2 separate regions of the Homo sapiens genome follow, and region 1 is linked to region 2. Evidence: chromatin loops called from intact Hi-C (ENCODE). Cell type or tissue: breast epithelium. All regions are shown on one strand.

Evidence for each region. Peaks named below come from ENCODE experiments on the same cell type or tissue, not always from the same donor. Only the 100,000 strongest peaks of a DNase experiment are listed, where the experiment ranks them.
Region 1: it touches region 2 in a loop (8-fold over the local background); 1 of 110 quality-filtered maps calls a loop at or near these places.

Annotation. Positions count from the first base shown.
Region 1 is chr2:73,678,738-73,682,737 of GRCh38, reverse strand. It overlaps the pseudogene ALMS1P1. Among named protein-coding and RNA genes, the nearest start is that of NAT8, 38 kb to the right of the region's middle. In breast epithelium, a CTCF peak has its summit at 2,398 (motif pointing left); no DNase peak of the experiment used is centred here.
Region 2 is chr2:74,030,490-74,034,489 of GRCh38, reverse strand. The region is part of intron 3 of TET3 (tet methylcytosine dioxygenase 3); the gene reads right to left. Among named protein-coding and RNA genes, the nearest start is that of TET3, 48 kb to the right of the region's middle. RefSeq lists a silencer at 1,603-1,748 and enhancers at 1,813-1,982, 2,053-2,152, 2,725-3,224, 3,225-3,726. In breast epithelium, no CTCF peak of the experiment used is centred here; a DNase peak (open chromatin) is centred at 1,891; H3K4me3 peaks cover 785 bases.

The DNA of each region.
Region 1 (4,000 bases), 350 kb after region 2:
ACAACACATGAGGATTATGGGAGCTACAATTCAAGATGACATTTGGATGCGGACCAATCACAGCAGAACGTGAAGGAGGAGCAAAGGCACATCTTATGTGGTGGTAGGCAAGAGAGGGTGTGCAGGGGCACTGCTCTTTATAAAACCATCAGCTCTCATGAGACTTATTCACTAACACAAGAACATGGGAAAAATCTGCCCCCATGATTCAATTACCTCCCACTGGGTCCCTCCCACAACATGTGGAAATTATGGAAGCTACAATTCAAGATGAGATTTGGGTGGGGACACAGCCAAACCATATCACCATATTTCTATGAATTGTCTATTTGTTTTAAAGAGACTTAAATATAAATTGTGTTTTTAAAAAACCGACTCATAGAAGTTCTTTATATATTCTGGATACAAATTCTTTGCTGGTCAGATGTGCTGCAATTATCTTCTCCCATTTTGTGCCTTGTCTTTTCACTGTCTTTATGGTGCCTTTTGATAAACAAAAAATTTATCAAGATGAATTTATCAATCTTTTTCTTTATGGTTAGCACTTTGTGCCTTAAGACATTTTTCTGTTCTTACTCTCTTATATTTTCCTCTAAAAATTGTAATGGTTTTGCCTTTCATGTTTAAGTCTTTTTTCTTTTTGGTTTTTATTTCTATTAAAATTATGTATGTAACTATTATAAACAGCCAGGGTTCAATGGCTCTGTCATGTGAAACAGCAGCCCCTACATTCCCCAGCACTTCTTTCACAGGCTGTGTGACTCCTGCTCCATTGTCCAGGTCTAGCCTGCCTGCTGTCAGCTGCTGAGGAGGGTGAAGACAAGTCTCCTCCATGCATATACGCACTCCTCCCCTGCTCAGCTTCCCAGTGTGGTTAGATGGCCCTTTGGGCTACTTCACTATTCTGTGTTATTTTAAGCTAAGCTATACAGTAAGCCATGATGACTTATCCTTTCCTGAAGGCTTTTGATTTGTATCTTTTCCCTTAGAACTGATACTTTTCTTTTTGCCGTTGTTCAGTTTTCTGTGTATTTATCACTTATTCAATGCCAAATTCTATCAGATGTCCAAATGTCTCCTCTTAATATTTAGATGACGTGATTTAACGATTAGATCTCCCTGGTCTTTTCCAGCACCTCTGATCTGTCATTTGGATTGTTTATTTTCTGTGTGCCATTCAACAAACTCCACTTTAAAAAAAAAAAAAAAAAAAAGAAGATAGGGGTCTCACTATGTTGAACAGGTTGATCTTGAACTCCAGGCCTCAAACGACTCTCCCACCTCAGCCTCCCAAAGTGCTGGGATTACAGGCATGAGCCACCACATCTGGCCCCCATTCGACAAATTCTTATTGGGCCAACCACGTGCTACATGTTGTGTTAGACTCCAGAGAAACAAGGAGAACAAGATGGTTGTCATTCTTGCCTATGTGGAGCTTACTATCAAATTCAGGGGAAAAAAAACCCCAACAAATTCTGGAGCAATGTTTGCTATTCCTAACTGTTTGACTGGCTCTGAAGCTGATGCCTGCCTGTCATAAGATGGCACCAGTGTGGGGGACTCCTGAGTAAGAGAGGGGTCTTCCCCAGTTTCCTGTGTGGCCAAGGCTCTCTGCCTAAGTTAGGGATGAATACAGAGAAGTCTCTGAAGCACCTTCCACCTTTTCTCAGTTCACCTCTGTCTCATGAAATGAAGACTGTGATAGCCATTTTGTTAAGTCTAGCCCTACCTGTCTCATAGTTCCTTGAGGTTCCTGGACTTAGTGGAGCAATGGTGAGGCCAGACGAACTGTGTGATGAGACACCATCAGGGATCAAAGGAATATGTGAATTTGGCCATGACTTTTTGGGGACAGGCTGGAACATTGAACCCCAAGCCCCATGCAGAAGTCTAGCAAGTTGGGCTGACCTCTCAAGAGGGCTCTATTTTCTCCAGAGTGGAGCCTTGGGTCTCATCTCTGCAACAATCAGACTATCTAAAGTAAAGCCACCAGCATTGGAGGAAACAAATCCAGGATAGAGTAAGACAAGACACACACACCCATAGGCAGAGATTTTACTCCAGTGTCTATGGAGGAGATGGCTTGGGCTACTGAGCATTTTTTGGCCCATCATAGCTCCCTGAAAGGCTGGAGAGGAGCACATAGGGCTACGGCTGCTCAGGCAAAGAAAATTAATAGTCCACATCTATGTTCTCTGTGACTATGATCCCCTTAAAATGTAGCCTAGTCAGGTTTGGAAAATAATGCCCCCATTGCCACCACCCCAGCCTTGGTGGTGGTGGAGTTTCCTTAGATCAGGACTCTCATCTTGGGCAGCTGCAAGAGCCAAGGGCTATGGAGATGAGCCATGAGTGCCCCCTAGAGGCCAATGATGTTAGCTTTAATTTTAATATCATTCCCTTTTCCCCATGCCCACTCCCCACCATCCCCTTTCATGAGTATTTCGTGAGAAACTGGGAAAGGGCTGTAAGCAAGGCTTCAAAACCAGTAAAAATAAGTCTAGCATCAGAGGTAAAATCACCCAGCTCCCAGACTCGTAAAGACATAGACTGTGTCAACAGTTCAGCTTGGCCTCACTTCCTAAGGACTGGCTATATAGACAAGACAGGGCGGGCCCCCAGGGAGTGAAGGAATTTAATGAATTTGAGCAATTAGCCCGTTTTACAGCCTTCTGCCTTGCAGACGGTTTTGTCTCAAACCCTGTGTGAAATGTGGTCACCTAGTCAGTTGGAACCTGCTCCTGACAGACCCCAGCAACTTATAGATGAACTCACTTACAGTGAACTTTCCTCATTACAATGCTAAATCCTGCACCCTGGGAGAGCTATAGTTTCATTACCATAGCATGCGTCCTATGTGGTGGCACGATGACTCCCTCCATCTGTGTCACTGGGACCCCTCCTCTTCATGTGATGATGCACCTTCTCCCCTCTCGATCACTCTATAAAGCCTTCCTGTCATTTTCTCTTAGGAGACACTGCTTTGACGAATATTCCCAGAGCTCTTCCTACTTGTGACAAGTAATAAAACTCCTATTGATCAAAGTCTGTGTTCTCAGCGACTTTTGTTACTCACCAGGCAAACAAACCCCGCTTTTTTTTTGGAGGCAGTGGGGTGGGAGGGCCTGGGAAACAAATCTGGTTGATCCAGATGGGACTATGGACTGAGCCCTGACTCGACCTCCCTTATAGGCTGCTTACAGGCGAAGCAGCAGTCTGAGGAAGCATGAGTGGGTTAAGTTGCCAAGAGGGAGATTGGTGAAGGGCCTCAGGCATGCCAACCCCATCCCCCCAGCCCACCAGGAAAGCAGAAGTGGCTGCTTGGACCTTTCATTTGGTGCAATTTTGAGGCAGTAAGTGGTGGTGGTTCTGTGAACTGACTAAAAGAGTGGTTTTGGTTTTGATTATTAGGACTCTGGGTTGTCAGGTTTAGGACCTAGCTCAAGGGATCCAGGACTGTTGGGAATGGGCAGGACTCCCCTTCAGGTCTAGGAGTTGAGAGATGTCTCCATCCATTTTAACAGGGGAAGCCCTAATATAAAGACGAGGACTCTCATCTTTAAGACTTTGTCCCTGTCTGGTATATCTGTAGGCTGAATGCTTGTCACTTTTGCCAATACTTGTGTTTCTTTGTGGCCTGAATGCATGTGAAGTCTGGATTCCCTTCTCCTTAGTCTGTGGTAATCCCTAAAATATTGGGCTTCCATATTCCAGCAGTCACAGAAGAACTGTTATTGATTTGAAGAGGCCTAATTTAGAATGGGGCAGTTTGGGTGGGAATTCCTGGAACCAAAATACAGTGATGTAGACTTTACATGAGCAGAGTGTGCACCCTCTCCAGAAAGAACACCTTGCTTACTTGATTGATTTACATACCTCCCACCACTCAAGCTGGATCCGGAACTACTGTGGAATCTCCATGAGATTTCCAGGGAAGCTACCCAGACTGAACATGATCCAGGGAGAGGCAACCCCTATTGTCCTCTCCTAGCTTCCCAGC
Region 2 (4,000 bases):
AAACTTATATAATGAAGACTTTAAAAAGCAAGGGAATGATAACAAAATTCAAGGTAATGGTTACCTCTGGAGGTGAAGAAGGGAGATAGGGCTGGGGGAAAACACCCAGGTAATTTCAATGATGTTGGCAATATTCCAGCTAACTTGGGGAACTGGCATGTGTTTATTATTATGCTTTATCTGTTTAACATATATAAAATACTAGGGTCAAGTATGGTTCAAGTAATACATAAAAAAAAAAACTATAATACAGCCATACCTTGTTTTATTGTGCTTCATTCTATTGTGTTTCACAGATACTGGGGGTGGTTTGTTGTTTTTTTTTTTTAATGACGAATTTAAGGTTTGTGGCAACCTCACATTGGGCAAGTCTCTTTTTCTTTTTTTTTCTCTGAGACAGAGTGTTGCTCTTGTTGCCCTGACTAAAGTGCAATGGCACGATCTCGGCTCACTGCAACCTCCGCCTCCTGGGTTCAAGCGATTCTCCTGCCTCAGCCTCCCAAGTAGCTAGGATTACAGGTGCCCACCACTATCCCTGGCTAATTTTTGTGTTTTTAGTAGAGATGGGATTTGGCCATGTTGGCCAGGCTGGTCTCGAATTCCTGACCTCAGGTGATCCGCCCGCCTCAGCCTCCCAAAGTGCTGGGATTACAGGAGTGAGCCACCGTGCCCAGCCACATTGGGCAAATCTTACTGGTGTCATTTTCAATAGCATGTGCTTACTTTGTTAGCATTTTTTGGCAAAAATGTATTTTAAAATTAAGGTATGTACACATTTTTTTAGCCATAATACTATCACACACTTGCTAGACTACAATATAATGTAAACACAACTTTTACATGCACTGGGAAACCAAAAAGTTCACGTGACCAGCTGTACTGCCATATTCACTTTATTGCAGTGGTTTAGAGCTGGACCTGCAGTATCTCCAACGTATGCCTGTTTATAATATTTAATCAGTAGATGTACACAACTGCTTAAAATGATATGGAATAAGAACATAAAACTAAATGTATTAAATGAAAAAGTGAAACTTGAGAATGTACTTATTAAATGAATGCTTTCAGAAGGTTTTTATGATGGGGGAAGTACATAATATTTGAAATGGGGGAAAAAATAGGATTCAAAATATTGCCCAATTTAACAGTTCAATTCAATCACAACGCATGCCTGTGTAAACACACAAAACAGCAAGGGGAATCATACAGAAATGTTAACAGTGCTTATCCTCTGCGTGATAGAGGATGAGTAACTTTCTCGTTTATAGTTTCCAAAATTTATCATAGGTATTTTCATTTTTATTTAGGGGAAAAAGATTTAAGAATAGAACACCTATAAAACACCTGAAACTGCAAACTACACATGTCTGTGAACGAGACGAGAAGGGAGCAGTCAGGGAAAATTTCTGGGTATTTTTTGTGCTATTTCTGTTGCTAGAGAGCTGTACGCAGTTATAACACAGAGGCAGATCACACATAATGCAGAAAGAAAATGAAGAAAATTTCTAAGAGATGAGACGCACTGGAAGGTGAAGATAAGCCTAGTTGAGATGGGGTGCCAAGCCTGAAACTCCCACCCATTAAAAGTTCTATGTAACTAACTTGCTGTTCTCGGACCAGAACTCCAAAATATAGCCCTGCAACTCTAACCTATGCAAAGTTATCGCCTGGGCAGCACACGCTCCCCTGCAGCAGGTGGGGGTGAAGGGGGAGCACAGCTGCTGGCTGCTCTGCAGGCTCCCCATGCCCCACCCCTAGCCTCTTGATCTGCGGCCCAGAGCAGGATCCAGCTCTCCTGACGGAAGCCCCTGCCTCAAGCAGCCGGTGGACAGAGGCCAGCCGGGAGGAAATCGAGCCTAACCACATCTGAGGCCTGGCAAAAAGCAGCAGCAGCTGCTCTGAAGCTGCCAGCACACAAGAACCAGGTCATGACGCGGAGGCAGCTCCTCAGCCAGACCCAGCAAGGGCCTCAACTCCCCTAACACACACACACACACACACACACACACACACACACACACACACACACACACACACAGAGACACACCCCTCTTGCAGCCGCTGGGGCCATCGCCCAAGCCCCATGGTGCACGTCCCATGGCCAGAAAAGCCCCCATCAGTTCCCAGCGAGGCAGGGCATTCTCACAACTCCTCCCACCCAACAGCACAGATCTACTCCTCATCACCCACACCTCCTACCCCAAAAGTCTAATAGGCTAAAGAAACAGAAAGCATGCATTGCTAACACCACAGTCCCCCGCAGAGCCAGTCCTTCACTAAAGGCTCCATGTACTTTCCCTAAAGAAGCCCCCAATCCCTCAAAACCCACTGACAGCTCAGGTGTGTCAAAGGGGCCAGGTTTAGAGAAGGAGGACAGCAGCCCACAGTTTTGAGTGCTGAGTGCAAACTTTAAATAAGCACCTTTACGTTTAAATGTAACCTTTCTATTCTTCCAACAATTCCACATCCATTTTAGTAGATGAGGTACAGAGAGGATAACTAACATACTCCAAAGCTCAGAATTGGTGAGTGGCAAAGTAGAATCCAACATCAGAGTCAATAGTGGATGCCCATGGCCTCCCAGGTACCAAGGTTCTAATCATTCTTTTGGAGAATGAGCTCCCACATGTGCCTCAATAAATATTCATGGATTTCAGCTTTTCACAGGAATCCCTGTGTGTTTGCCCCCACTCAATCCTTTCTGAAGGACTTAAGACCTAAGTTTTTCATTCAAAGAAATAAATCTTTAAGTGACCACCCAAAAATCTAGAGGAAAATTAATTTTTGGCAGAGGGTATCCACCTACCAGCCACAAGATCAACTTCACAGAGTAGGCTAGGAAATGCCATTTAGGGAAGCCTGCTGCTGTCCAGAAGGCAGGAAATTGGGGAGCACAAATTAATCCTCTTTATCCTAAACTTCAACTCCTGGAAAAGTCACACAACTCATCTTAGTGTGTAAAGCTTCATTATCCACAGTCACTACTCGTTTATTAGCCCAGATAACTGAAAGATGCCAGTAATCTGGGTTTGCACATGTTCATCTGAAAGGCCTGGGTGCAATGCTGGAGAAACAGAACAGGAACCTAGGCATTTGCGCAACCATTATCTGTTTCTGAGAGTCGGGGTGATGAGGAAGGCCACGGGGGTCCCTCGTCTCTCTGGCCTGTCTGTGGCAGCAGATCACCCACTCACCTGCCCACCCTGGGTTTCCGTGACCCTGCCGGTTACTGGTCCTCCTCCATTCTCCTTTTCCTCCTCCGTCCCCTCAACAGAGCTGTTCTCCACTCTCCTGCCCTCACTGCTCTCCATCGCCCCATGCTCCCCTCAGAAGCCTCCCCTCCAATCAAGGCCCCACCGCTCAGCCTGCACCAACAGCCCCAAAGTTTCCTTTTTCCTTGACTGCTTTCCAGCTACCAGACACACTTCCACTTGAATGCAACTTAAGCCCATCACATTTACAACTTAACTCAGCGCCTGCATCCTTTTCCTCAGCAACTCCCCCCCGGACATCCCTTTACAAAAAAAAATCACGTTAAGATCCATTCCCCTGGGCATCCTGGCTAAACCCTTCCATCCCCTCTGATGTCCTCTTGATGTTTCCATATGCAAGCAAACCCTAGTCCTGCCAACTGCTCCTGTAGAGCATTTCAGATCTGCCTTCTTTTTGTTTTCTCCTCATTTATCTCTCACAAGGACAAACTCAGGAGGTGGCTCCTTGACTGGCCCCCTGCCTCTGCTTCCACCCCAGAACACTACTGTTGGACTCATATTCAACCCACTGAGCCTTGAACCCCCATCACCCAGCTCCCAGGCCAGGGTGCCTTCTAATTCACAACTTACAACTTCTGTCTTGGTTCAAACAGTAAAAATAAATAAGTAAATAAATCTGTAGATAAGCAAATAAATGAACACATGAACAAATGTTATCAAGAGCAATAAAGACTACTTCCATCAAGCAGTGCTATTCCTAGAAACTTGAGCTTATAAGTTTGCATTAA